Linked DNA regions of Homo sapiens: region 2 is linked to region 1. A link is a loop called in an ENCODE intact Hi-C map of the cell type or tissue named here. Cell type or tissue: PC-9. All regions are shown on one strand.

What was found. A loop is a pair of places that touch in the nucleus more often than their neighbours do. Peaks named below come from ENCODE experiments on the same cell type or tissue, not always from the same donor. Only the 100,000 strongest peaks of a DNase experiment are listed, where the experiment ranks them.
Region 2: it touches region 1 in a loop (2.5-fold over the local background); 11 of 110 quality-filtered maps call a loop at or near these places.

What each region holds. Positions count from the first base shown.
Region 1 is chr19:1,243,204-1,245,703 of GRCh38, forward strand. It overlaps ATP5F1D (ATP synthase F1 subunit delta), which reads left to right. Exons shown (of 4, transcript NM_001687.5): 3 at 894-982; 4 at 1,112-1,622. The coding sequence ends at 1,234. Among named protein-coding and RNA genes, the nearest start is that of ATP5F1D, 2.7 kb to the left of the region's middle. RefSeq lists a silencer at 1,125-1,284 and an enhancer at 1,485-1,644. In PC-9, a CTCF peak has its summit at 1,343 (motif pointing right); no DNase peak of the experiment used is centred here; H3K4me3 peaks cover 486 bases.
Region 2 is chr19:1,182,628-1,185,127 of GRCh38, forward strand. No RefSeq gene overlaps it. Among named protein-coding and RNA genes, the nearest start is that of SBNO2, 9.6 kb to the left of the region's middle. RefSeq lists enhancers at 966-1,015, 1,266-1,465, 1,676-2,236, 2,237-2,500. In PC-9, no CTCF peak of the experiment used is centred here; a DNase peak (open chromatin) is centred at 1,414; H3K4me3 peaks cover 342 bases; H3K27ac peaks cover 2,500 bases.

The sequences.
Region 1 (2,500 bases):
TGTAGGATGGTCGAAGCAAGAGATGTAAAACCACCCAGGCCCAGTGGTTCATGCCTGTAATCTCAGCACTTTGGGAGACTGAAGTGGGAGAATCGCTTAAGCCCAGGAGTTTGAGACTAGCCTTGGCAACATAGTGAGACCCTGTCTCTACAAAAAATAAAAAGAAACTGACCAGGCGAGGCTGGGTGCGGTGGCTCACACCTGTAATCCTAGCACTTTGGAAGGCCGGGGTGGGAGGGTCTCTTGAGCCCAGGAGTTTGAGACCAGCCTGGGCAACATAGTGAAATCCCATACTACAAAAAATTAGCTGGTTGTAGTGGTGCACACCTGTAGTCCCAGCTACTCGGGAGGCTGAAGCAAGAGGACCGCTTCAGCCGGGGAAGTCAAGGCTGCAGTGAGCCAAGATCATGCCACTGCACTTCAGCCTGAGCAACAAGAGTGAGACCCTGTGCCAAAAAAACCCCTCAAAAAACCATGTTGGGAGGGCTGATCAGATTAGGGGAGGAAGGTCATTTGTGCAGGAAAAAAAGCAGTTCTAAGCCTCACTGGTTTCCAGTGGTGGCCAGATTTGAACTCAGCTTGCCTTTGGCCCTGACCCCAGCTCAACCCATGGGTGGTGGGTCAGAGGGAGGGCCTCTGTCCCCAGGCAGTGCTTTTGGGGGTTCCTCCAGCTTCTAGTCCTTTCTTGCGGCCCCTGTTTTGTTCTTCTCTAGCAGTTGCCCGCCATGTTGGGCCCAGGGCCAGTCCTGTGGGTCTGTTTGCACACTCAGGACACAGACTTGGATGTTTGTGGAGCTCCTGGTTCACAGGGGGCTCTGGACTTGACCAGGGGAGTCCCTGAGGCTGTGCAGCCCTTTGGGGTCTCACGCCTTCCCCCCGCCCCATTCCCCCAGTGAGCAGCGGTTCCATCGCAGTGAACGCCGACTCTTCGGTGCAGTTGTTGGCCGAAGAGGCCGTGACGCTGGACATGTTGGACCTGGGGGTGAGTGTCAGAGGGGACCTGAGGCTCAGCAGGTTGGAGCTGTCCAGGCTGCGGGGGAGGGAGCGCTGGGGGACCAGGAGCCGGGCTGGGGTCGCTGCTGGCCCCTCACCGCCCCTCAACCCCTTGCAGGCAGCCAAGGCAAACTTGGAGAAGGCCCAGGCGGAGCTGGTGGGGACAGCTGACGAGGCCACGCGGGCAGAGATCCAGATCCGAATCGAGGCCAACGAGGCCCTGGTGAAGGCCCTGGAGTAGGCGGTGCGTACCCGGTGTCCCGAGGCCCGGCCAGGGGCTGGGCAGGGATGCCAGGTGGGCCCAGCCAGCTCCTGGGGTCCCGGCCACCTGGGGAAGCCGCGCCTGCCAAGGAGGCCACCAGAGGGCAGTGCAGGCTTCTGCCTGGGCCCCAGGCCCTGCCTGTGTTGAAAGCTCTGGGGACTGGGCCAGGGAAGCTCCTCCTCAGCTTTGAGCTGTGGCTGCCACCCATGGGGCTCTCCTTCCGCCTCTCAAGATCCCCCCAGCCTGACGGGCCGCTTACCATCCCCTCTGCCCTGCAGAGCCAGCCGCCAAGGTTGACCTCAGCTTCGGAGCCACCTCTGGATGAACTGCCCCCAGCCCCCGCCCCATTAAAGACCCGGAAGCCTGACTGTGTGCTCGGCTCTTGTTCCTCCACCTGGCCCGGTGAAGCCGGGAGCGTCCTGGGCCCCTGCTCACGTCCTCCATGTCCCTTGCAAATAGGGCCTTTGAGCTCCCCTGGACTATGTCCCTTAGGGCACCTGGAGGTCCGTAGGAAGCAGGCTCGAGGGGGTGGGTGGGGTGCAGCCAGGCGGGCAGGCTGCTGACCTTCACCCTACAACGGTGGGGAGGGTGAAGGTCACCAGTGATGGGGACATCGGTCAGGGAGGGGTGTCCCTGCTGCTCCTGGCGCCTCTGCCGAGTTCCTGGTCTCCAGGCCTTGACCCTGAGCCCTGCTGGCCCTTGGCCCTGCCCACCAGCCTCTGGAAAGAGGCGGGCCCCACCCGCTCCCACGCTGGCCCCGCCCTGTGCCAGCCGGTCCTGTGGGTGGCCCTGCCTGGCCGGGTGCCGAATCTGCAGTGTTTTTGGCACCTCCGTGGGCACCTAGGCTTCTGGGTTGGCCCCAGATGGAGTGGGGTGGGCCCAGGAGGGGGCGGCTCCCTGGCACTGCCCCGTTGGGCCTGCCTCTTCTCCTTTCCATAACCCTGGGGGCGGGCAACACTGGCTCCAGCTGGTGTGTGGACGGCGGGGGCTGGGGTCTCCTGACCTCCTCCCTTCCTTGGGACAGGGCCCTGTGCAGTGGGGTAGGCAGGGAATTCCAGGGGGGTGAGTGGGGAGGGTGGGCCTGCCTGTGTCACTGGAGCTGGGATGGTGACAGAGAGGCCGCCCCGGGCCTGTCAGCACGGACGGGCAGCTCACTCCCACGTCATGGCACTATGCGGGTGACTTGCCACAGCTTCACTTGAGGCGAGGTGCCGTTGGGGGCCTTGCGACTCTGAGGCCGCCGGT
Region 2 (2,500 bases), 61 kb before region 1:
GTTGCAGTGAGCCGAGATCGCACCACTGCACTCCACCCTGGGTGACAGAGAGAGCAAGATTCTGTCTCAAAAAAAAAAGAGCCAAACTTTGAACTTCTTTTTTCTTTCTTTCTTTTTTTTTTCTATTTTGAGACAGGGTTTTGCTCTGTCGCCCAGGCTGGAGTGCAGTGGTGTGATCTCGGCTCACAGAACCCTTGAACTCCTTGCCTGGAGCAATCCTCCCTCCTCAGCCTCCAGAGTAGCTGGGATGACAGGCGCACCACTATGCCTGGTTAATTTTAAATTTTGTTGGCCAGGCGCGATGGCTCATGCCTGTAATCCCAGCACTTTGGGAGACCAAGGCGGGTGAGTCACCTGAGATCAGGAGTTCGAGACCAGCCTCACCAACGTGGTGAAACCCTTTCTCTACTAAAAAAAAAAAACAAAAACAAAATTAGCCAGGCATGGTGGCACGCACCCATAATCCCAGCTACTCGGGAGGCTGATGCAGGAGAATCGCTTGAACCCAGGAGGCGGAGGTTGCGGTGAGCCGGGATCGCACCACTGCACTCCAGTCTGGGCGAAAGAGCGAGACTCCGTCTCGACAAACAAACAAACAAACAAACAATAAATAAATAAATAAACCTTGTTTGTAGTGAAGAGGTCTCACTGGGTTACCCAGGCTAATCTTGAACTCCTGGCTTCAAGTGAGCTTCCCACCTCGGTCTCCCAAAGTGCTGAGATGACAGGTGTGAGCCGCTGCACCCGGCCTGAACTTCCTATCAGGTGCTCATTATGAGCCAGGATTGAGCTACAGAAAATGCGAGGGAGGGGAGACGGCCCCCAGGATGCCCCCAAACCGGTACTCTGCACCCCCTGGGCCCACATCTAAGGACGACAAGGCAGAGGCCTCAAATGCCAGGTCCTGTGGCTTTGTCCCCGGGGCGGTGGGGAGCCACGGGCAGAAGTAGGGCACCAGAGGAGATTGCTCTGCCAGGGCTGGGGCCAGAGCAAAGGGCCGGGGGCAGGGCAGGGGCGTTGGATCGTTGGATGGGGCTGCAAGGTGGGGAGGGCAGGTTGGGGCCATGTATTCATCCGAGATGAATTTCTCAGTGCCACCCAGGGCCAGGCCCCACTTGCAGGTGCCAGGGCCACTACAGAGAACAGACACACCCTGAGGGGGTCCCCAGGCCACGAAGAAGCCGGATGCTGGAGCAGCCTAGGACACAGACACCTTGGCCCTTCCCAGGCAGGCCCCTGCCACGTGAGTGCAGGGCAAGGGTCCCAGGAGGGGGAACGGGCTCCAGGCCCCACCATGGCTGCCCTGAGTGTACGCAGTGGTCAGCCCAGTGCTGATGTCACCTGTGTGGGGACTTCCTGGACCTTCACCTCGGATCCGCTGCCCGGCCCCGAGGGAAATTCCAGAGAAGCCAGGGCCGCTCCTGGCTGACTCATTCTAGGTGCCAGTAGCACGGGAGGGGCTGGGCAATGGAGGGCCTGGGGGCATTTGGAGAACTGTGAGGAGTCTGACCACCTCCTCTGAGGGCCAGTTTCTGCTGCGTCCCACGGGGACTTGGGGAAAACTTGGACTCCCCAGCCCCAGCCCTGGCATCATTTTTTTTTTTTTTTTGAGACAGAGTTTCACTCTTGTTGCCCAGGCATGGGTGCAGTGGTGCGATTTCGGCTCACTGCAACCTCAGCTTCCCGGGTTCAAGTGATTCTGTCGCCTCAGCCTCCCCAGTAGCTGGGATTACAGGCGCCTGCCACCGCGCCCGGCTAAATTTTGTATTTTTAGTACAGACAGGGTTTCGCCATGTTGGCCAGGCTGGTCTTGAACTCCTGACCTCAGGTGATCCACCCGCCTCAGCCTCCCAAAGTGCTGGGATGACAGGCGTGAGCCACAGTGCTCAGCCCAGGCCAGCATCTACAGGGCACAAGTGGGAATCTGGGTTCTAGGAGGTGAGAACTGGGGGGTGGGGGGTTGCAATGGGTGGAGAGTGCTTTCCCTTCCCTGCAGGCCTTCTCACGTCCACAGGGTTGCAAGCGGGACTGGCAGAGTTGAAACAAAAGTCAGGGAGCAGGGCTGGGCGCAGTGGCTCAAGCCTATAATCCCAGCACTTTGGGAAGCCGAGGGAGGCTGATCACCTGAGGTCAGGAGTTCGAGACCAGCCTGGCCAACATGGAGAAACCCCGTCTCTACAAAAAATACAAAAATTAGCCGGGCTTGGTGGCGGGTGCCTGTAATCCCAGCTACTCGGGAGGCTGAGGCTGGAGAATTGCTTGAACCTGGGAGGCGGAGGTTGCAGCGAGCCGAGGTCGCACCACTGCACTCCAGCCTGGGTGACAGAGCAAGACTCCATCTCAAAAAAACAAAAGAGGAGTGTGGGAACAAGTAGTGAAGATTTCCACCGTTCAAATCCCGCCACTCCCCCCCGGGGCTCTGTGACCTCAGGAAGGCACATGACCTCCCACACTTCAGTTTGCCCATCTATAAAATGAGGATAATCGTGGTACCTCCTTT